Regions from separate parts of the Homo sapiens genome. Here all the other regions are linked to region 3. Evidence: chromatin loops called from intact Hi-C (ENCODE). Cell type or tissue: B cell. All regions are shown on one strand. Links, peaks and the distances in the headings refer to the core of each region. The heading gives the core; the rest is flanking DNA. Region 1 has its middle 28 kb from the start of HTT. Region 2 overlaps FAM193A (family with sequence similarity 193 member A). Region 3 overlaps TNIP2 (TNFAIP3 interacting protein 2).

The links. Peaks named below come from ENCODE experiments on the same cell type or tissue, not always from the same donor. Only the 100,000 strongest peaks of a DNase experiment are listed, where the experiment ranks them.
Region 1: a loop joins it to region 3, with 3 times the contacts of the local background. A loop is called at or near these places in 8 of 110 quality-filtered maps.
Region 2: a loop joins it to region 3, with 11 times the contacts of the local background. A loop is called at or near these places in 4 of 110 quality-filtered maps.

The regions. Positions count from the first base shown.
Region 1 is chr4:3,042,670-3,050,543 of GRCh38, reverse strand. It overlaps the pseudogene RNU6-204P and HTT-AS. Among named protein-coding and RNA genes, the nearest start is that of HTT, 28 kb to the left of the region's middle. RefSeq lists an enhancer at 2,475-2,834. In B cell, for the core only: CTCF peaks have their summits at 2,830, 3,030 and 4,809; DNase peaks (open chromatin) are centred at 2,783, 4,183 and 4,893; H3K4me3 peaks cover 2,598 bases; H3K27ac peaks cover 4,495 bases.
Region 2 is chr4:2,692,831-2,700,747 of GRCh38, reverse strand. FAM193A (family with sequence similarity 193 member A) reads right to left here. Exons shown (of 21, transcript NM_001366318.2): 16 at 6,874-7,162; 17 at 5,619-5,802; 18 at 4,155-4,385; 19 at 204-1,068. Among named protein-coding and RNA genes, the nearest start is that of TNIP2, 60 kb to the left of the region's middle. RefSeq lists enhancers at 3,644-3,993, 4,693-4,752. In B cell, for the core only: no CTCF peak of the experiment used is centred there; a DNase peak (open chromatin) is centred at 4,087; H3K4me3 peaks cover 1,810 bases; H3K27ac peaks cover 3,120 bases.
Region 3 is chr4:2,744,065-2,751,981 of GRCh38, reverse strand. TNIP2 (TNFAIP3 interacting protein 2) reads left to right here. Exons shown (of 6, transcript NM_024309.4): 2 at 4,037-4,327; 3 at 6,447-6,536; 4 at 7,037-7,285; 5 at 7,476-7,595. Among named protein-coding and RNA genes, the nearest start is that of TNIP2, 8.3 kb to the left of the region's middle. RefSeq lists enhancers at 4,145-4,194, 5,605-6,044, 6,640-7,140. In B cell, for the core only: no CTCF peak of the experiment used is centred there; DNase peaks (open chromatin) are centred at 3,602, 4,881 and 5,591; H3K4me3 peaks cover 775 bases; H3K27ac peaks cover 3,564 bases.

The DNA.
Region 1 (7,874 bases), core at 968-5,967, 300 kb before region 3:
ATGGTGTCTTTTAGGAGATTCATAAAAGGATGAAAAGGACCCTAAAAATCAGTCTTGGAATACAGGTTTCTAATAACTTTAGAATCATATCATTTGAACTGGGTAAGAATTCCTGGAACTTTAATGAAAAGACTGACTGGCTTATAGAACTGCTAACCCAAGTAGAACAAAAATTAATTGAATACCAAGAAAAGAGTTTGCCAGATTTTCATCTTAAATCAGCTGACACTGAAATAGTTCAGATATACAATTTGAATGAAATCCATGGTCTAAGTCAAATTACCTGTGATAACCCATCAGTTATCCGTGCAATGCACCTAATTTGGAGAAGCAACTGGGATTCAAGAGGACTGAAGTCTAATGTTAATTAAGTATGGACTCACGGAGAACCAGGACGGCCACCTTGTCCTTCCTGAGTCCTTAAAGCTTTTGTTATTAAAAGTTCTGCATTTCGTGACTCATCATGGAAAAGATAAAGTAATCCAAATTAAATACATTGGTGTGTGGGAGGCAGAGGTTGGAGTGAGCCGAGATTGCACCGCTGCACTCCAGCCTGGGTGACAGAGATTCCATCTCAAAAAAAAAAAAGTGTATATGTGTGTGTGTGTGTGTGTGTGTGTGTGTGTGTGTGTGTGTGATAACTTACAAATTGCTAAAATAGTTTATAACCCTGGGCTATTTACATATTTTATAAAGGGATTTTATTCAATCGTCATTTTCAATGCATGTTTTCCGGGTTGTATAAAAGCTCTCGCATGTTAAGAGGGCTGATGTTTTAACAGTAGGTTATTATGCTACAGTATATTTTTCTATGGTTCACTGAGGTCAAACCCTTTGCATTCTAGAACCCGAAGACTGGATCTTCTGAGAACATCAGAGAAAGACTGTCCTTGCCATCCGCACTGCAACAAAACTTAGGGATCTTGAAACTTGGGTTCATAATCTCACAACTGAGAAGGGTCCATCCACACTCCTGGAACTGTACACCCATTGGAACCTTTAAGGTAAAGCCAAGGAAGTCTCTCCCCAGAAGATGGCATCCTTGATGTGAACGGCTTTTGCTAAGATCGTGGATCAAGACTTCTACTGTCATGAGACTCTCTTTTTTTTTTCTTTTTTGGAGATGGAGTCTTGCTCTGTCACCCAGGCTGGAGTGCGGTGGTGCAGTCTCAGCTCACTGCAACCTCTGCCTCCTGGGTTCAAGCGATTCTCATACCTCAGCCTTCCGAGTAGCTGGTATTACAGGTGCCTGCCACCACACCAAGCTAATTTTTGTATTTTTAGTAGAGATGGGTTTTTGCCAAGTTGGCCAGGCTGGTTTTGAACTTCTAACCTCAGGTGATCCGCCCACCTCGGCCTCCCAAAGTGCTGGGATTACAGGCATGCACCACCACGCCTGGCCATGAGACTCTTATCTTTGAGTATCTGTTCCTTGCTTATGCCTCTATGAATAATAGAAATGAAAAGACGATCTGTTGTGTGCACTTATGGGGTATACTTTCATTTGTGAAGGATTTTGCAGCCAGCCTTATACACGGATAACTTTATACTTTGATAGATAAAAGATGAAGGTCCAGTGTAGGTGAGAAACTTTAATGAGACATATGTTGCCTGTAATCAGTCAGAAACAGAATATCGGTTCACTCCTCTTAACCCACACTATGGGTTAAAGAGGGCATTGCCAGGAGGGCTTTACTCTTCCAGAAGGGCATCACTTTTCCATGGTTTAGAGTAAAAGAGGCCATAACCAGAAATGTATCCCTCATGATAGGCTGTATAGCAGACTCTACTGTAAAGGCTATAGTTACACAACAGACTTTCAATTCCCTTGTGAAAGGTATGCTAAATAATAGAATTGACTAAACAGAAAAGTAGTACCTGTGCAGCTGCTGGCACCTGTGGCCTAGGGAGAAATACATCAGGTATTATAGAGATTCAGTTGTGGGAGATTAATGAAAAGGCCACTTAGTTGAGTGAGTAGCCTCTTATCTAGCTCATTGTCTGATCTATTTGATTTGGGGTGGTTTGGTGTATAGGGACCCTGGGTAAGGAGCATACTGCAAACTCTTGGTATTATCCTCCCAGTAATCATAATAATAGTCTCCCTGGTGCGCTGCATTCTCTCAAAGGTTTTAAATGTCTGCATGCAGCCATCTCTAGAACAACAAATGGTCTCTCTTCAACTGGAATGGCAGAAGCTGAAAGAAATGTGTGACCATGAGGACACCGTAACCTATGAATGACGTGCTGAGACCAGAAACCCAAAACGATGGTAACTGAGAGTGGTGCTAAGGCCCTAAGTTTTGGTCACACTCTCGCCTGTAGGGTCCAGCCCTACTGGGCCTGTGGGTTTTTCTCCTCACCTGCGGAGATGAGAGATCACAGAAATAAGGACACAAGACAAAGAGATAGAAGAAAAGACAGCTGGGCCCAGGGGACCACTACCACCTAGACACGGAGACTGGTAGTGGCCCCGAATGCCTGGCTGCCCTGTTACTTATTGGATACAAGACAAGGGGGCAGGGTAAGGAGTGTGAGTCATCTCCAATGATAGGTCAGGTCACGCAAGTCACGTGTCCACCGGACAGGGTGCCCTTCCCTGTTTGGTAGCCGAGGCGGAGAGAGAGAGGAGACAGCCTACGTCATTATTTCTTCTATGCATTTCAAAGACTTTAGCACTTTCACTAATTCTGCTACTGCTATCTAGAAGATGGAGCCAGGTGTACAGAGCGGAACATGAAAGTGAAACAGGAGCGTGACCGCTGAAGCACAGCATCACAGGGAGATGGTCAGGCCTCCGGATGGCTGTGGGCGGGCCTGACTGATGTCAGGCCTTCCACAAGAGATGGTGGAGCAGAGTCTTCTCTAACCCCTCCGCCCCTCTCCCCTGGCCAAAGGGAGACTCCCTTCCCTGGTCGGCTAAGTAACAGGTGCCTTCCCAGGCACTGTCATTACCACTAGACCAGGGAGCCCTCTAGTGGCCCTGTCTGAGCGTGACAGAGGGCTCACACTCGTCTTCTGGTCACTTCTCACCCTGTCCCTTCAGCTCCTATCTCTGTATGGCCTGGTTTTTCCTAGGTTATAATTGTAGAACAAAGATTATTATAATATTGGAATAGAGTAATGCCACAAACTAATGATTGATAATAGTCATATCTAATCATATCTATAATCTATTTCTAGTATAACTATTCTTTTTGTTTTGTTTTGTTTTGTTTTTGTTTTTGTTTTTTGAGACAGAGTCTCGCTCTGTCACCCAGGCTGGAGGGCAGTGGCGCAATCTCGGCTCACTGCAAGCTCCGCCTCCCGGGTTCATGCCATTCTCCTGCCTCAGCCTCCCGAGTAGCTGGGACTACAGGTGCACGCCACCACGCCCGGCTAATTTTTTGTATTTTTAGTAGAGACGGGGTTTCACCGTGTTAGCCAGGATGGTCTCGATCTCCTGACCTCATGATCTGCCCACCTCGGCCTCCCAAAGTGCTGGGATTATAGGCGTAAGCCACTGCGCCCGGCCTAGTATAACTATTCTTATTCTATATATATATTTTTTATTATACTGGAACAGCTTGTGCCCTCGGGGTCTTGCCTTGGCAGCTGGGTGGCTTGCCGCCCACACTCACCTAAGTGAGAACCTGGACAGAAAGGGGAATTTATTAAAATAAAATTATGGGAGGCCATTGTTTTGGACTGAGCTCATGCACTATGTCCCAACAGACTAAGCCAAACAAAAATGGAGTCACTCATGCTAAATGTGACATAATCAAACTAAGACTTTAAGGAAACACATAGATCCTAACAGATTCCCCTATAAACAGGACGTTCCAGCATAAGGAGGTACCCTCAGTCCTTGTTCCTACCTTTGCAAAACTCACTGTTCTACTGTTTCTCAGAGGGTTTCAGGACCAAATAAGTACATTTACGATGGTGATAGTGACATCAATGACTAAAGTTTTGGTCAATCTCTCAAAATTGAGAAAATGACCAAAAGGGTGGAATTGTTAAAGCAAACTAAATATGGCCTGAGAAGGACTCCATACTTCTCTATTTGAGTCCTTGTGGACGAACTGCAACCTAACTTAATTGGTAGACAAGACTGAAACCCTGACATCCTCACTTGGGAGTCTGCACCTGTGGCAGTACCTGAGTCTTGGCCAATCCCAGCAGCCGTACTTCACTCGTACACTGCTGAGAGTTCAAACTGTGTCCAAATAAGGCAAATGCCGAGCTGCAACCAACCCAGCTGTTTCTGTACTCACCTCCAATTTCTATATGTCACTTCCCTTTTTTGTCTATAGATTTGTTCTGACCACGAGGTATCCCTGGAGTCCCTCTGAATCTGCTGTGATTCTGGGGGCTGCCCAATTCGTGAATCGTTCATTGCTCAATTAAACTCATTTAAATTTAATTTGGCTGAAGTTTTTCATTTAACAGAGGTATATAATATGTATTCTTTAAAATGTTCAAACACTGTTTTGAGTGCATATTGTGCTTTTTTGTTAAAAAAAAAATTATGATGTGATGTTTACTGCTCCCTTGAGGTACATAAGAAAATCCTAAAACCCCTGCCAACTGAGCGGACCGCTTCTTGGTCGAGGAGACCTCAGAGAAACCTTAAAAACTGAGTTCCTGGCCGTGACAGGACAGGTCAGACTCGCCTCAGTGTGCCCCTTCCTTAATACCCTTTCACTGGAATGCCTTCCTAAAGAATAAACAGAAACCAGCTCTAGAAAAAAAGAACAGACATCTCACTCTTCTATTGCCTTTAGCCAATCATCTGAGGCCACGGCCAGGCAATGCTTCCCTTCCTGGTAAGAGACCACAGAGCCTGCAGTGGCCGTGGCCGTCTCCAGAGGCGGTGCAGTGAGGGTTCTCGTGTCCTCTGCTTCACCTTTTGACGTCAGAGGGAGGAAAACCACATCCTCCGATCACGCTAACCCCAACATTTTTTGAACACGTGACCCATGAAGAGGCATGAAGCTAACTGCACACTGGGTGTTGCTCCCCTCACAGATATTCATAACTCCTCCTACAGCGTATTCCATATGTATATTCAGCCACCCTGAGGATCTAGGGGAAAAGCGCAGTGTCCTTTTCCTGTTCTCTCACTCAAGAATCAACACAGAATACTTCTCCCCACCCACAAGCAAGCAATCAGTTCTGCAGCGGACACCAGCTGGGTGTCCTCTCATTCAAGTCTGACGGCATCTACCTGTAGACAGCGCCTGACCACACAGATCGAGGACTCAGTTCCCACAAGACTGAACCCCGTTTCCAATGCCAACTGCAAGCCCCTGGTTATTTGGCCTGTGATTCTGACTGACCTGCTAAACATTGGGGGTTCCCACAGCCCCCTCCTTGGGTTCAATTAATTTGCTAGATCAGCATACAGAACTCAGAGAAACACATTTCCTGGTTTATTACAAGGCATATTTTACAGGATACAGATGAACAGCCAGATGAGAAGATGCATAGGGAGCGTTCTGGAAGGGTCCCAAGCACAGGAGCTTCTGTCCCCGTAGAAGGGAGGTGCGCTGCCCTCTAGAAACCTCCACGTTACCCGGAAGCTCTCTGAACCCTGTCCTCTTGGGTTTTTATGGAGGCTTCATCACATAGGCATGATTTAATCATTAGCCATTGGCGATCAGCTCAACCATCAGCCCCTCTCCCTTCCCAGAGGGCAAGAGTAGGGCTGAGTCCCAACCTTCTAACCCTACCTTCTTCTTTCTGGTGACCAGCCCCACCTCCTATCTTGAAGCTGTCTAGGAGCCACCAGCCACCTCATTAACATACAAAAAAGACATTCATCACTTTGAAGATTCCAAGGATTTGGGGAAATATATGCCAGGAGACTGAACGAAAACCAAATATAACTTCACAATATCATGGATGACTGAAATATGTAATAAAAGATTAAGCAGGCCAGGCACAGTGGCTCACACCTGTAATCCTTTGGGAGGCTGAGATGGGCAGATTACTTAAGGCCAGGGGTTCGAGACCAGCCTGGTCAACATGGTGAAACCCCATCTGTACTAAAAAAAAAAAATTAGCCGGTGTGGTGGTGGTGCCTGTAATCCCAGCTATCCGGGAAGCTGAGGCATGAGAATCACTTGAATGCAGGTTGCAGTGAGCCGAGATCACGCCACCGCACTCCAGCCTGGGCAACAGAGCGAGACTCTCAAAAAAAACATTAAAAATTTAAGCAGCCAAATGACATGGAAAGAAATAAATCACTATATTAATTATATAAATAGCAAACAAAATGTTGATACGGATTGCCTATGCACAGCAGCTAATATTAAAGACGAGATTTTGTGTTTTTTCTTTTTTTAAATATATTTTTGTATGGAACGCTTCACAAATTTGTGTGTCGTCCTTGTGCAGGGGCAATGCTAATCTTCTCTGTATCATTCCAGTTTTAGTGTATATGCTGCCACAGCGAGCACTGTTCTTCTTAATTTCAAAGTTCTCTTCAATACATACATGCTTGCTTATAAACAGAAAGAGAAAAATGAGATGTTCAACATGTTAATTGAACAAGTTACCAAATGGTCTGTGTACAAATCCTGGCCTAGGTTTATTTCTCTCAGTCAAAGCTTTCACTTGGGCATGGGGAAATTTAACTCAGACTAGCTTAAGCAAAAAAAGAAACAAAGAAACAAAAAGGACTTTATTAGTTCCATAGCCACCAGCCCAGGGTATGAACGATGCCCTCGGGCCCTGGGCCCTGCAACCCTGGTCGGTTCCCAGGTCTAGTTTCCTCCTCAGCAGGCAAGATGGAGGGAGTGCTACTGGACAGGGGTCCCGATCCAGACCCCAAAAGAGGGTACTTGGATCTCGCTCAGGAAACAATTCGAGGCTAATCCATAAAGGGAAAGCAAGTTTCTTAGGAAAGTAAAGGAATAAAGAATGGCTACTCCGTAGGCAGAGCAGCCTAGAGGGCTGCTGGCTGCCCATTTTTATGGTTATTTCTTGATTATATGCTAAACAAGGGGTGGATTATTCATGAGATTTCTGGGAAAGGGGTGGGCGATTCCCAGAACTGAGAGTTCCTCCTCTTTTTAGAACATACAGGGTAGCTTTCAGACGTTGCCATGGCATCTGAAAACTGTCATGGCGCTGATGGGAGTGTCTTTTGGCATGTTAATGCATTATAATTAGCATGTAATGAGCTGTGAGGATGACCAGAGGTCACTCTCATCGCCATCTTGGTTTTGGTGGGTTTCCCAGCTTCTTTATTTACTTCTTTATTTTATTATTTTTTTTGAGACGATGTCTTGCTCTGTTGCCCAGGTCTCGGCTCACTGCAGCCTCTGACTCCTGGGTTCAAGAGATTCTCCTGCCTCAGCCTCCCGAGTAGCTGGGACCACAGGCATCCATCACTGCACCTGGCTAATTTTTGTATTAGAGACGGGGTTCACTATTTTGGCCAGGGTGGTCTCTAACTCCTGGCCTCAAGTGATCCACCTGCCTCGGCCTCCCAAAGTGCTGGGATTACAGGCATGAGCCACCGCGCCTAGCTCCGGCTTCTTTAAAACAGTCTGTTTTATCAGCAAGCTCTTTGGGACCTGTATTTTGTGCCAGCCTCCTATCTCATCCTGTAACTAAGAATGCCTAACCTCCTGGGAATGCGGCCCAGCAGGTCTCAGGCTCATTTTACCCAGCCCCCATTCAAGATGGAGTTGCTCTTGTTCAAATGCCTCTGACAGGCAGGTGTCCCTAAACTTCAACACCTGCGCGAGGCAGGCCTTTACAGAGGCCCTGTGGCTGGCAAGGAAGTCAGGTCCTCAGCCCAGCCAGGTCCCCAGCCCCCAGCAGAGTCGTCTACACTGTGATTCCGCTGTGGACTTTGTCTACACTGATGGAAGAACTCCTGG
Region 2 (7,917 bases), core at 1,780-6,779, 50 kb after region 3:
CTCTGGTGATCTGCCCACCCTGGCCTCACAAAGTGCTGGGATTACAGGTGTGAGCCACCATGCCTGGCCCCTCTACGCTCTTTTCTACAGGAGGGAGGCCACATGGCGAGAGCATGCCAAACCCAGTGTTTTCCTATACTAGCACATCACACATGGAAAACCAGGCATCGCTCAGAAATACCTTCCCGCTATTCTGTATTTACCAATTGAATTGTTGACTCTGTCTCCTTTCTTCTTCTTATTTTTCTTGTTCTTGCCCTTTGGCTGAGGGGACTCTGCCAGCACCAGCTTGCTGTTCTGCTGATGCTCACCGGGAGAGGTGGGCTCCATAGGGGTTGGGTTTGACTTTTCGTCCTTGATGTGGTTCAGCTGCTTTTTGTTATTGTTATTACTGTTGACTTTTCTCTCCTCTCTTTTCTGCTCTGTGATGGACATGAGGTCGACCACCTTAGCCTTTGACTCAGTCTGGGCCCGGGGCTTGGACTGCCCCTCTGTGGCCTTGGGGGGCTCTGTGGGCCTCCTCGCTGGCTCGCTGCTGGCCTTGCTGGTCTGCCTCAGCTTCTGCTTGCCATTTCCTTCTTTATGGTGCTGCATGATGTCGAAGAAAAAAGAGAGTGGCTCATGCTGCTTCCCATTCACCTCCTTGGGGAGGAGAAATTTGGAGTCTCTGGTGTCGACGGGGTCTGCAGCATCCCCATCAGCCCCTAGCCCTGGCCTGGGCTCTGAGTGGTTCATATGCCTGGATGGGGAGTGAGAAGAGGTTTCTGGTTCTTCAGTTTGCTCTAGTGAGCCATTGTGGATGTTTCCAGAGTTAGGAACAGACTCTGTTGCTGCCTGGAAATTTCTAGTGAGCATGTCCAACTTGGGGCAGTCTTTACTTGGCCTCTCCTTCTTCTTCTTTTTTACAGCTCTTAGCTTCTGAAGCTCCTGAAGCCGCTGAAATTCCTCCTTGAAACGATCCTCCTCTTCTTCCTCATCCTCCTCCTCCTCCCGCCGCCTCTGCTCCTCCTGGAGGTGCAGGTGCTCCCGGGCCCTGGCCTCTGCTTCTAGGCGAGCTTTCTCCTCCAGCTGCCAATGCAAAAAGAAGGCAATTTAAGACTACAGTGAGTGCTAAAAATTAAGTCATACAGAAAAACTAAGATAATTTCAAAAACGAATCACATATGGAACATAAACTCTGAAGAGGCTGTAATAAATCAAAACTTAACACACACCCACCTCCAATTCTCTTACTCTGCAGGATTGTTAAACTTCATCTATTTACTAAAGTATATGCTTACTTATTTGTGTGTGTGTGTGTGGGGGGGGGGGTGGTAGTTAACAAAAAATTCCCGATAGCCTTTGACCTGGTACTAAACACAGTAACCAAGGACAAAGCAGCTGCAAAGCACACATCCAGGGAGTCAGCTACCCCCTCACAGGTGCGGCAGGGCATCATGCCGCCTGGCCGAGTGGATGATGTAACCAATACCACAGACTGCCCGGGCAGTACTGAGGCTGTACACGTGCCGCCAGAACTCTGAGCAAACCCACCTTTCCAGGCGAAGGCTAATGCATTCACTTGAACAGGGAATGTAAGAAATGTGTACCAGGCTGGTGCAGTGGCTCACACCTGTGATCCTAGGAGTTCAAGAGCAGCCTGGGCAACATGGCAAAACCCCGTCTCTACAAAAAGTATCAAAATTAGCTGGATGTGAGGGCGCACGACTGTGGTCCCAGCTATTTGGGAAGCTGAGGTTTGAGAATCGCTTGAAGCCAGGAGGTTGAGGCTGCAATGAGCTGTGATGGCACCACAAAAAGCAATGTGTAGTAAAGAACTAGAAATTCCTTCTTCCCACCCTAGCAGATAAACAGAAGTGCCATATATTTTCACTAGTGTGACAGATGTGACAGAGCAAATGACTCACTGTCCAACTTGATGGAAAATTAATTTTCATCCCAAGTAAAGACAGCATTTGAGTAGTGATGCACACAAACTCCAGGGGCACAAATGGAAACTGTTCTTTGTGTTCAGAAAGCAGATGAGAGTCATCAGTGTTAGGAGCACGGCTCCACCCACCACCAACCTTTAGAAATGCTGGGGCTTATGAGAAACTCTGCCAAAAGCATTTCTCCTAGAGAAATAGAAAAGTACTCCCCAAGTGTAAATTATTTTTCACAATATTTTAAACAGGCAAATTGACTTGTCTTTTGAAAAACTTAAAAATTATGATAAAAATTTAACAATGGTATGTTATTAAAAATTTCATTTGACAATTCAAGTAAAAATTATTTAACATCCTTCTCCATGTGTATGTCAGGAGCAGCACCCAGCAGCCACCTCGTGGATGGGTCCTGCAGTCCAGTGTCTAGAGTGAGCTGTGGGCCTGCACGGGAGCAGAGGAGAGACCAACTCCATCAGGACACTCGCTGGCACACACTGGCCAGTTGGCATCCTCTCAGAGCTGATCTAAATCCAGCACACGTGCCTTGTCAATATATGGACAAATAACAAGCATGTAAAGGCAGGTGCCCTGGTCTCCAGCAGAACGGCTGCCCCAGCACAGGCCCCCGGTTTGGACCTGCTACGGGACAGAGTCCATAGGTCAACTATTGCTGTCCCTTCAACAACCAGCCAGCCAGTGAGCCTCAACACACATCTGTGAGCTGCTCTGTAAAATGGGTGCAGCGTAGAAAGCACCAGGAGGTGGTCCCTCGAGGTGGGACTGGGTGCTGGGCAGGGCCTATGACATCAGCCTCTAAGGTTCAGCTGGGCCTCAAGTCTGGATTCAGACCACCTGCAAGGTCAGAGGGCAAGAGCCTGGGGTGGAGAGTACCCTGAAAACTCAGGAAGGCGTCCCAGAGGCCTCCAGTGAATCCCAATGGGACGTCTCAGGGCCTTGGACCATCGTGGGTACCCCGATGCTGGACGCTCCTGAATGGAGGACACACTGTGTTCTCTGCACTCCAGCAGTCTCTAGTCTTCTGGGGCACGGGACAAGGCTTCTCCCCCAAAGCCTCCCAATCAGGCCCAATAGTCAGTCTAAATCTACTGTAGGACTGCGAGGTATGAGCAGAGCTCTTGAGGGTAGAACAATCACAACAGCTAAGATACAAGTAACAACACAGGACATCGGGCCCACCCTCTGGTCCACTGTGGGATCGTCCTCTTCCTCACCTTTTTGCCTGACCATGCTGCAGACAGAAACCTGGCCTCTTCCCAAGACCACTGTCCTACTGTCAGAACCCCAGGAACCTACAAGTTCCCTCTGCATGCAGCCCACATCTGCTCACTGAGGTCTGGTTCTTGGAGCCTGACACTTTTAGGGAGCTGAAACCAGAAGGCTCTTTGGAACTGCTCCAGCATAGGGGCATTTAGACAATCCTCCAAGAGAAAAAAGTTGTCTTTTTTTTTGAGACAGTCTCACTCTGTCACCCAGGCTGGAGGGCAGTGGCATAATCTCGGCTCACTGCAACCTCCACCTCTGAGGTTCAAGTGATCCTCCCACCTGAGCCTCCTGAGTAGCTGGGACTACAGGCGTACACCACCATGACTGGCTAACGTTTTTTGTATTTGACATTTGCTTTTTGTGACACACCATGCCCTCTGGTAAGGAGGGAACTGCTCATGTCTTCCCATGAAGACTTATTTTCCTCCCCTCTAATCAATGCCATGTGCTGGTCTTCATCTGGAACAGCAGTGGGACAAGAGCAGCATGGGGGACATGCTCAGACCTGAGTCCAGAAGACTTCCCTGTGCCAAGTGCCCCGCCCCAGTCTCATATCAAAGACACTTCTGAACCCACAGGCCCCAAAAGCCCACCTGGGCCTTTCTTCTATCATCTCTACAGTTGACGGCTCCTTTCTTCGAAAAGAAGGTTCTCCAGCAGATAAAGCTGGAGTGTCTGCTGCTGCCCTCATGATGGCCAGCACAAGAACAAACCCATTCTACAAAAGGGGAAGTAATTTCCCGAAAACACAAAGTTAAGTTTTTTACCAGTCTCCAGTTCAGGCCACCAGAGACAGGCTGGCTCTCAGAACAAAGTTGTGGGCAAGTGAACACACGTCAGAGCCCCGACCTCCTGTGGCTCAGCCCTGCCTAGAGACTGGCGTGGCACGGCACCTTCAAATGCCCTCAGACCTGGCGCCTCCAGGTGCTGAGAACTGTCACTTGCCTTCCTTTGCTTATGCCTTGCTCGCTTCGCTGCACGCGTGCTGCTCACTGGTTTGGTTTCGGAGCTATTTATAAACTGCAACAAATCCTCCACCCTCCGATGGTCAACGACGCTTTCCCTTTCTGAGATCTGGTCCATTTTTTTAGGTTGCTCCTCTTTCCTCTTGGTCAGCCGTAAGCGAAGCTTTTCCCTCATTTCTGCATAATTTCTACTTGTTGGTGCAGCTGGAGGCTGAGAAAAACAACAAAGTTATGCTTAAGTTTTAAAAATTTTGAATATAATAAATTTCAGACCACACCTCCAAAAATAAACTGTTTTATTACTCAAGTAGTATATATTTGTTGTGAAAAATAAGGAAATACAACAACCAGCAGAAAAAGAGAAAAACCTATCAGCAAGTCACCCAAAAGTGGCATTTTGATACCTACTCTCAAATTTTACATATTCATGAAAAACCTGATAAAGCATGTATAGCTATGCACATAAGTGGATTTTTTAAACTGAAAAGGAAACAATTACAAATCCTGATTAATGTATTTTATTTATTTATTTATTTATTTATTTTTGAGACAAGGTCTTGCTCTGTCACCCAGGTTGGAGTGCAGTGGTGCGATCATAGCTCACTGCAGCCTTGACCTCCTGAGCTCAAGCAGGGGTGTGCTGTCACACTCAGCTAATTTTCTTTATCTTTTGTAGAGACAGGGTCTCCTGTGTCGCCCAAGCTGGTCTTCAATTCCTGGGCTCAAGAGATCCTCCCTTAGCCTCCCAAAGTGCTGCTATTACAGGCATAAGCCACTATGCTTGGCCTCTACCTGTTATTTAACATGGTGTGAATATCTTTTCATGTCAATAAATGTGTCTGTAGTATCTTTCCATCCATTTGTGGGTTTCCTTTTTGGTGCCAAAAAAAGCCCTGAATCCTACTGCCAAATTTCTTGCTATAAAAACATGTGAACATTTTAGGAAATGCAAACAGAGCTAAAGCAGAAAAAGAACAACTATAAGCCCCTGCTATTCCTGTCACCCATCCCTCTTAAACAGTGGGTGATAATTGGTTGTATAAATTAAATCACAGCTCTGGAAAGATGGACAAGTATGTGTGTGTACCAACGCCCTCTGTATTCAAACAAGAGAAACCCAACTGCACACACACAACGCTGCTGTCGCTGGCTACAATGTTCCACCATATGGATACACCATGGTTAACAACCTCCTACCAATGGGTATTCAGTAGGAATACCTCACTGCTGATTTACCAGTTACCTTAAAAACCACAAAGTAAAAAATGAAGAAAAAAAATCATTATGGCTAAATCTTTGGGCATATATTTTTCTTTGTTTCTTTACAATGGATATACCCTAGAAGTGGAATATACCCCGAATTCAACCTAGTACAGAATTTCTGCAAAGGAGCCCGTGTGTTGCACACTTCCCACATCATGATGCGCTGACCTCATGCACTCACCCCGCCGTGCCCAAAGAATTCGCAGTAGCAGCAGTCGCAGTACTTGCCCTCCTTCTGGTTGGTGGAGGTCGAGGTGCTGGAGCTGTGCTCAGAGCAGCTGTCCTCATCTGCACTCTCGTCCCCATCATCCTGCTGTGGGTCGTAGACACCATTCTCGCAGCGGTGCCCTTCGCAGTCAGGGTCACTGCAAAACCGCATACAAGCTCATCAGCAAGTGGCCGGCCCGGGAGGCAATGACTCACATTGTTGCACATGACCACCCACTGTCCTGCCCATTTCACAGACAAGAGGCAGCGCAGAGGGTGCATAGTCCCAGGGTTACTAGGGAGTCATACACAAGCAGCAAGGGGCTCACGTGGGAGACATGGCGTGTGCGCATGCATGCAGGCGGTCCCTCAAAGTGCTCACAGAGCGCCACTGAACAGGAACACGTAGTCTCTCCAATGACTCCTTCTGAGACTGCCCCTGCCACCACAGCTTCCATACTAAGGGGCTTCGAAAAGGGGTATAGCTTCAAACAGGCGAGTTCAAAGGTAACAGAATTTGTCTTAAAAAGAAAGTCTGGCCAGGTGCAGTGGCTCACGTCTGTACTCCCAGCACTCTGGGAGGCCAAGGAAGGTGGATCTTGAGGTCAGGAGTTCGAGATCAGCCTGGCCAACATGGTGAAACCCCATCTCTACTAAAAATACAAAAATTAGCCAGGCATGGTGGCGTATGCCTGTAGTCTCACTACTTGGGAGGCTGAGGCAGAAGAATCGCTTGAACCCAGGAGGTGGAGGTTGCAGTGAGCTGAGATCGCACTACTGCACTTCAGCCTGGGCGACAGAGTGAGACTCTGTCTCAGAGAAAAAAAACAAAAAACAAAAAAACACACCTGTTGAGTGTTTGTTGTATTGTGTTTTTACTATATACACATTTCATTCATTTTCCTCTGATTCCACCCTAGGTATAACAAATACAACTTATACAATGAGTAAAAAACAATGCACACCCCCGATGCTGTCAGTGTTTAGGCGTAGTTGGCCCACCTATCCATGGCGGCCCACGGCCCCTGCTCTTCCCTCTGCAAAACTACAGGCTGAGATGGGAGCCCCCCTCTACCCATGGCCTCTGCTGGGGACATCCCTGCATTCCCTCGGCATTTCACTAGACTTTTCCACTGCATGGTCCCAGGGGAGTTTCTGTAGCTGTGTTAGTGAGGCATAACACCCATTTTCCAAAGTGCTCCCACGTCCCCAGTCAGGACTTGGCTCACCTGCAGACACTTGGAGGGGCGCTAATGGAGCCATCTGTGGCCGGGGGTAGGGGTGCAGGACAGAAACTCTTGCGTGTGTCCACAAACCCAGGAGTTGTGGTTGCTGTTTTGGGGAATGATGGGGCTGCAAGATTTGCAAGGTGAGGTGTGGAGGCAGGTGAGAGCGCAGCAGGTGACAGCGCAGCAGGCGAGAGCGCTGGGAGGGGGGCCAAGCCCGTGGGGCTATTCCTCGGGGCGGCTGGGGCCGAGTGTCTGTGGTCCTCCTTGCTGATGCCATGAAACACGTCACCTGCATTTAGAGAGGCGAGAGTCACTGCCAAGTTTGTTTCAAAAATGTTCAAACCTGTAGAAAATCTGAAAGAACACACAAAGAGTACCCATTCATCCTTCACCTTGCTTCATCTTCACGACCTAATATTCTGTCATATTTATAAACTTTATTTCTTACAGGCACACACACTTTTTAGCCGAACGTCTGCAAGTTACACTCACCTCTGAACACTTCGGTATGAACTCCTCAGAACATCGACAGTTTGGTTTTTTAAAAAAAATTTCTTGGCCGGGCGTGGTGGCTCATGCCTGTAATCCCAGCACTTTGGGAGGCCGAGGCTGGTGGATCATGAGGTCAGGAGATCGAGACCAGCCTGACTAACACAGTGAAACCGCATCTCTACTAGAAATACAAAAAATTAGCTGGGCGTGGTGGCACATACCTGTAGTCCCAGCTACGCGGGAGGCTGATGCAGGAGGATCACAGATCGCACCACTGCACTCCAGCAGCCTGGGTGACGGAGCAAGACTCCGTCTCAAAGAAAAAAAAAAAATCACCTTTTTCTAAGAGACAGTGTCTCACTATGTTGTCCAGGCTGGTCCTGAACCCCTGGGCTCAAGCAATCCTCTCACCAGGGCCACCTAAAGTGCTGGGACTACAGGTGTGAGCCACTGTACCGAGCTTTTTACTTAAAAATTTCCTCCCTTCTCTCTCCTCTCTTTTCTTTTCTTTCTTTCCCTCCCTCCCTCCCTCTCTCTTTTTTTGACATTTTG
Region 3 (7,917 bases), core at 2,860-7,859:
AGGCGCCCACCAGCACGCCTGGCTAATTTTTTGTATCTTTAGTAGAGGCGGGGTTTCACCATGTTGGCCAGGCTGGTCTTGAACTCCTGACCTCGTGATCCACCCACCTCAGCCTCCCAAAGTGCTGGGATTGCAGGCATGAGCCACCGCCCCGGGCCACCTTCCTTGTTCCTTTCTTTCTTCCTTTCTCCTCCCCTCCCCTCCCCTCTTTTTGACAGGGTCACTCTGTTGCCCAGGCTGGAGTGCAGTAGCATGATCATAGCTCACTGCAGCCTTGACCTCCTGGGCTTAAGTGATCCTCCTGTCTCAGCCTCCCGAGTAGCTGGGACTACAAACGCCCACCACCATGCCTGGCTAATGTTTTTTGTATTTTTTGTAGAGACAAGGTCTCGCCATGTTGCCCAGGCTAGTCCCAACCCTTGGGCTCAAGTGATCCTCCCACCTCGGCCTCCCAAAGTGCTGGGATTACAGGCTTTGGGAGAATACACTTCTGTTGTTTAAGACACCAAGTTTGTGATACTTTGTTGCCGCAGCGCTAAAAGCCAAGAGGCCACTGTGCCTCTTAAGGCCAATCCACAAGACTATTAATAGAGCTGTTTACACTTTTGTGTTCTGAGCGTGGAGCTATGGAGTTGTGGGTCCCGGCGACAGGCTTTCCTGAGAGATGTCAGCCCAGTTGCTGACTAGTCTGTGTGTTGTGCCTGTGTGTGTAGACCCACAACTCCAGCTCGTACCTTGTTTTCTGACCACAGTGGTCGAGGTGCTGTTGTGTCCTAAGAACTGTTACTAACTGGACAAGGCACTCAGACAGATAAACCAGCACAAAGCTCTGCAACTTCAGAGCCAGTGACAAATGCCAGAAGCCCGGGGGCTGGAGGGGTCCTGGGGCCCTCATGCTGCCGAGGGGAGGATGAGTGGGGCAGCCCTTTGCAGGGCTGGCCTGCCCCCACGGGTTGAGCGTAGAGCCTGCGTCCTGATCTGTCTCTGTATGGCCCAGTCTTATTCCCATTTACTGGGCATCTGTGTGGGGCTGGGCTCAGTGTTGAGTACTAGGGTGTGGAGGCAAGAGAGAGCCACGCCCTCAGGATCTACGAGCTGTGGACATGCTGCCCTCCTGTTTGTGGAGCTGTTTGTTTCTCCTACTGTCAGCATTTGACCAACGCAGGAAGGAGGCTCCGAAATCAGATTTTACCTGGGCACGGTGACCCCTGCTGAGGCAGGAGGAGGATTGCTTGAGGCCAGGAGTTCAAGACCAGCCTAGGCAACATAGCCACACCCTGTCTTTATCAAAAAAAAAAAAAACCAGAAGTCAGGTTTTGCTCAAAGTCCTTTATCCCTGAAGAGGGTCTCACTGTCACCCAGGCTAGAGTGCAGTGGCACCGTCACAGCACACTGCAGCCTTGACCTCGAGCCCATGGTCCCAGCTATTTGGGAGGTTGAGACGGGAGGAACACTTGGACCCAGGAGTTCAAGGCTTCGGTGAGCTGTGATTATACCACTGTATTGCAGCCTCGGTGTCAGGGCGAGACCCTGTCTCTAAAATAATAAAATAATAATAATAATAATAATAATAATAATAATAATCAGGGTTCTCGCAGTAATAGGGCTTAGTATTTTGTTCCATTGTGATGAGAACATTCTAGGTTCCCGGTCTCTGTCCCTTCTTACCTCAAGTACTAGACACAGAGGCTGGACCCTTCTCCCGCCACTTCTGGGGGAAGCTTGGGCTCCTCCGTGACTTTTCTGAAACTGTTTCTTCACTTGTGGGATGGACTAGTTGAGCCTGCTTCACCTCCTTCATGTAATGTACTGTTTATTTTGGAGGATTCTTTGAAAACGGAAAAGTACAAATTTAAGGCCAGATATTAAAAAATTGTCAGGTCAGATGTGGTGGCTCGTGCCTATAATCCCAGCACTTTGGGAGGCTGAGGCAGGCGGATCACTCAAGTCCAGGACCAGACTGGGCAAAGTGGTGAAACCTTGTCTCTGCAAAAAATACAGAAATTAGCCAGGTACGGTGGCATGCACTTGTAATCCAACTACTTAGGGTGCTGAGGCAAGAGGATCACTTGAGTCTGGGAGGTGGAGGCTACAGTGAACCATGGTGGCACCACTGTACTCCAGCCTGGGTGACAGGGCGAGACCCTATCTCAAAATAAAATTGTCATTTTAAGAACCTTTTTAAATTCTTTAAGAAGTAATTGGGGTTGGGTGTGTTAATTTCCTAGAGCTGCTGTAACAAAGTAACACAAACTGGGGGGCTTCAAGCAACAGAAATTTAATCTTTCACAGTTCTAGAGGCCAGAAGCCAGAAACCAAGGCATCGGCTCTCTCTCAAGGTTCTAGGGAAGGACCCTTCCTCGCCTCTTCAGCTTCCTGTGGGGGCCACCAATCCTTGGTGTTCCTTGGCCTTTATCCACAAGACAAGACGTCACTCCTATCTTTGTTGTCACGTGGTCGTCTTCTCTCTGTGTGTCTGTCCAGACTTCTGTCTGCTTACAAGGACACCAGTCCCGTCCTAATCCATTTTGTCCCCACCTTAACTAATTACATCTGCAAAGACCCTATCTCTAAGTAAGGTTTCATTCCCAGATACCGGGGAATGGGAGGTTTGGTTGTGGACATCTTTTTGGGGTTACCCACCACAGTGGAGTTTCTACCTATCCCATCAAAAAAGTGCTTGGAATTGCCACTTTGATAATTTGATGATAACTGGGTGTGGTGGCTTGAGCCTGTAGTCCCAGCTATTCAGGAGGCTGAGGTGGGAGGATTTGCTTGAGCCTAGGAGTTTAAGACCAGCTTGGGCTATATATAGCGAAACCCTCATCTCAAAAAAACATTTTGATGATATGAAATCTAAAATTATGAACTTGCTTGTGAAAATAGAATTTGGCAGGGCGTGGTGGCTCACACCTGTCATCCCAGCACTTTGGGAAGCCAAGGCGGGTGGATCTCTTGAGCCCAGGAGTTCAAGACCAGCCTGAGCATCACAGCAAAACCCTGTCTCTACAAAATACAAAAAAGTTAACCAGGCACGGTGGCACGTGCCTGTAGTCCCAGCTACTCAGGTTAGGATGGAGAATCGCTTGGGCCTGGGGAGGTCGAGGCTGCAGTGAGCCATGATTGTGCCACTGCACTCTAGCCTGGGTGACAGTGAGACCCTGCCTCAAAAAAAAAAAAAAAAAAATTGCTGGGCGCAGTGGCTCACGCCTATAATCCCAGTACTTTGGGAGGCCAAGGCTGGCGGATCATCTAAGGTCAGGAATTCGAGATTAGCCTGGCCAACATGGTGAAACCCCGTCTCTACTAAAAATATAAAAATTGGGCCAGGCGTGGTGGCTCACGCCTGTAATCCCAGCACTTTGGGAGGCTGAGGTGGGCGGATGCCGAGGTAGGCGGATCATGAGGTCAGGAGATCGAGACCATCCTGGCTAACATGGTGAAACCCCATCTCTACTAAAAATACAAAAAATTAGCTGGGCGTGGTGGCGTGTGCCTGTAGTCCCAGCTACTCGGAAGGCTGAGGCAGGAGAATGGTGTGAACCTCTGAGGCGGAGCTTGCAGTGAGCTGAGATCGCTCCACTGCACTCGAGCCTGAGCGACAGAGCGAGACTCCGTCTCAAAAAAAAAAAAAATTCTTTTAGCTGGGCTTGGTGGTGGGCTCTATAATCCCAGCTACTGAGGAGGCTGAGGTGGGAGAATCGCTTGAACCTGGGAGGTGGAGGTTGCAGCGAGCCAAGATTGTGCCATTGCACTCCAGCCTGGGCAACAGAGTGAAACTCTGTCTCAAAAAAAAAAAAAATTTGAGATGAAGTTTCAGAACAGAACATTGTAGGCTGAAAAACTCCAGAGTTAATAGTTCAAATGCCCAACTTCTGAGTGAGTAATTGTTAGTTCAAACGCCCAACTTCTGAGTGAGTATGTTTGTGTCTGGTGATGGGGCATCCACGCCAGGTCTTCTTTTGCTTTCTGAACATTTGCTCTTGACACTGCTTCTTTTAATTCAGTAAACTGTGCTTTTAAATCTTCCACTTAGGAAATTGAGAGGCTGACTGAGCGACTAGAAGAAAAAGAGAGGGAGATGCAGCAGCTGCTGAGCCAGCCCCAACACGAGCGAGAGAAGGAAGTCGTCCTGCTACGGAGGAGCATGGCAGAAGGGGAGCGCGCCCGGGCCGCCAGTGACGTCCTGTGCCGCTCCTTGGCCAACGAGACCCATCAGCTGCGGAGGACGCTGACCGCCACCGCCCACATGTGTCAGCATCTGGCCAAGTGTCTGGATGAACGACAGCATGCACAAAGGAATGTGGGGGAGAGAAGTCCTGACCAGGTAGGCCACAGTGTAAGCAGAGTGTGGGGAAGACCTCTGTGTGCTGGGAGCATCGCCTACAGGCCCCTGATCACAGAGGTGGGGGGGCGCCCCAGAACCCACTTCTGTTCTCAGTAACGAGAGTCAGCTGACGGGGCAAAGCTCACTCATCCAAGGGTTTCTTTTAAAATGATGGAACATGCAAAATGTAATAGGAAAGCAGGCAGCCACCTCACTGCCCAGCACCAGGCCTGTGGCCGACCCCGCTCCCAGGTGGGAGATGGCACTTGGCTTTCATCTGCCTCAGCTGAGGATGAGGAGGAGGAGCTGAGCCTGGCAGAGCTGCCTGGAGGAAGTGTAGTCACATCCTCCATCCGAGGAAACTGAAGCAGAGCCAGGTGGTACTGCTGGGGATGGGGAGTGCCTCCAGTTCCACACCCCAAACTCCTGGAAGGACCGTGAGTGCCCGCCTTCTTCAGGCTCAGTGTGTCTGAGTGCATGCAGGCACAGCTGGAACCGCCATCTCCAAAGCTGGCTTTAGGCATGTCCTTGCCAGCAGCACGGCCTCCCGCAAGCTTGGAGACCTGGCTCAGGGCCACAGCCTCCTCATCATCAAAGCAAGGGCCGGGGGCAGCGGCACCAAGTGACAGTGAGGGCCAAAGAAGGGTTCGCTGGACCTCCAGGATAGGCTGGATCTGGGCTGTAGCTCTCTGTGGGGTCTAGTGGGAGAGAGAAGGACCGTGGGAGTTTCAGCATCAGGAGAAACCAGGGGGCTCCTAGGCAGAAAAGTAGGGGAGCAGTGGCCCAAGGCATCTGTGTGCCAGGCACCTTCCATCTTGCTGGTGCTTGTGGTGGTCTGTGTGTGGCAGGCAGGGGAATGGAGGCACTCCGTGCACATCTCACCTAGGCTGAGACCCCATCTCACTCGCACTGCCGGGCACAGGGCCTCTCGCTCGGGTCCTTTCTAGGCAGTTCTCTGAGGCAGCACCAAGGTTCATGCAGAAACACACGCGCTGGGATGTTCTGTGGCAGACAGTACATCCCGCACCCATCAGCAGCTTCACCGAGGCGCCCACTGGGGAGAAGGTTGGTCTGAGAACTGCCCACCTCAGCTGGGTGGATTCCAGGCGGGGAACCTCAGAGAGGACACAGCTGCATTCAGAAACCAGAGGAAAAGTGCCGTCTGGGCGGAGGCAGGGTGTTCTGGTCTGATTTTGAGTCACTGTGTCATTTCCCTCTGGGGATTTGAAAGGAGCCACACACAGTGTTGAGCCTGAGGCGGGGGTGGGGCCAGTGGCAGGGTAGGCCCTCATCACAGTCTCTAAATAAGTGTCACTTCTCAGCCCTGAACTCAGCTGAGTCACCCGGGGCTTCCCGGTGTAGGCTGTGTTAGGACGTGCACTTCCTTTGTCATTTGAGGGGAATTCTCAAAAATTATGTCACTGAGATACAGTCAGAATTGTAGGGTACACACGAGTTTCAGGAGACTTTTCATTCAGCTCTGTAGTTGTTAGTGGGGGTTGGTTTGGGTTGTGGCTTCGGTGACTCCTGACCCTGCGTGGGGCAGAGGTTAGATTCCTGTGTCCAGAATCACCTGGTTGAACCCGATTGTCTGCAGACAGGACAGTGTCATGGGCTCCAAAGGAGGTAAGCAGGGTGCATGGCCAGGCCCACCCTGGGCAGCTGGGGGCCCCCTCACTGGAGATCCTCTGGTTTACAATGGGATTCAGCTTCCTGCCTTCCCTGCTGTCTGTGATAATGGCAAATCTCTGGCAATGAGAAGACTTTATCATGTCTGGTGTGCCAATCCCTGCAGACATTATGGCTTTAGAATATTTACATTCCAAATATTTAAAAGACAAACAGCTCAAACTGGTAGGTGGGACGGGATAAGGACAGTGTGAAAGGTGGTGTGGCCTGAAGACCTCCCATCCGGGCTCTGGCCTGGGCCAGGTGGGGTGGGCCTGGGCAGGGAGAAGGTGGTCCCTTGTCCCTGCTTTGCTTCTCTACCAAATGAATGATCACTACCCGCTGCACTGGGGGACGCAGTGATAATCTGTGGCCTCAGCCTCTGGGTCTAGCTTTCTCCCCTCTTGCTGTATGTGACAGAGTGTCTTCTCTCTGTCCCTTCCTCATGCAGTCGGAACACACAGATGGGCACACCTCTGTCCAGAGTGTTATTGAGAAGTTGCAGGAAGAAAATCGACTGTTAAAACAGAAGGTGACTCACGTGAGTGTCTTTCACATTTCGTTTGAGAAGAACACATGGCTTACAAACTGTAAGTGAGGGTTCTTTCCTTGGCTGATGCCCAGAGTCGCCCCCCGCCCTCTGGCCACTAGGACTTGATACACACAGTCCCTAGAGACTGGACTTTTTTGCTTAAAACGACGTACGGGACATGTCCTGTCCATCTCCATCCCCCTAAAATTAATCCACAAGTCAGTAAAGGAGATGCAAGAGTTAGCAGCAGGAGGTCCATTTTCTAAGACAGCAAAGCTGCACCGAGTCCACCTCCGTTCATGCTGCTTGCGTACGGGTGTCATCGTGCTGCCTCAGGATTCTCTAGCGGGCCTAGTGTCTGCTCTCTACAGAACAGGGAGGGGCAGCTTCCATTTAAGAGGAAACTCTCACTCAGCGAATCACTGCTAATACATAATTCACACTGGGTGCTGGCTTGAGCAGCTTTGTCAGCTGCCTTCACCGTGAGCTTTCCGGCTCCACCTCTTCAGGTTGAAGACCTCAATGCCAAGTGGCAGCGCTACAACGCCAGCAGGGACGAATACGTGAGGGGGCTCCATGCGCAGCTCAGGGGGCTGCAGATCCCCCACGAGCCCGAGCTGATGAGGAAGGAGATCTCCCGGCTCAACAGACAGTTGGAAGAGAAAATAAATGACTGTGCCGAAGTGAAGCAGGAGCTGGCGGCCTCCAGGACGGCCCGGGATGCTGCGTTGGAGCGGGTGCAGATGCTGGAACAGCAGGTGTCTGTCCCTCGGGCTCCGGACGGCACTGACCAGATGTCTGCTGGCCGGTGGTGGCCGAAATCATGGGACAGGCTGGGCTGAAGGCTTGGTGGCACTGAGTGGGCAGTGGTCACTGTGGGGGTGGGAGAAGCCTGGTGGGGCGCTTCCTCCTTCCTTGAGCAGAAATGTGTGTCTCGCCTCTCTTCAGATTCTCGCTTACAAGGATGACTTCATGTCAGAAAGGGCCGATCGGGAACGGGCTCAAAGTAGGATTCAAGAACTGGAGGAAAAGGTCGCCTCTTTGCTGCACCAGGTGTCCTGGAGACAGGTAGAGTATGAGGGCGTTTTTCTTCCTGCTTAGGTTTAGTGTTTTTGTTTCTCTTCTCATGAGATTAGAGCCTTTCTGTGTCTGCCAAGGCCCTGATTTGCTGGTGATGAGGGTTGTGGCGAGCCCCTCCCTGCTGTGGGGAGAGCCACCTGGCCTGGTACCTGGGCGTGGTCATGGAAAGCCTCCCTGTTATACTGTTTAGTTATGGAGGAGGCTGGCATGGCGGCCTGTCTTAGCAGAGGTGGCTGTCCTCAGGGCCCGTCCGTCACTGTCATGCAGTCAGAGAGCATATCTCGGGCCTCAAAGTGTGAGCTCCCTACGT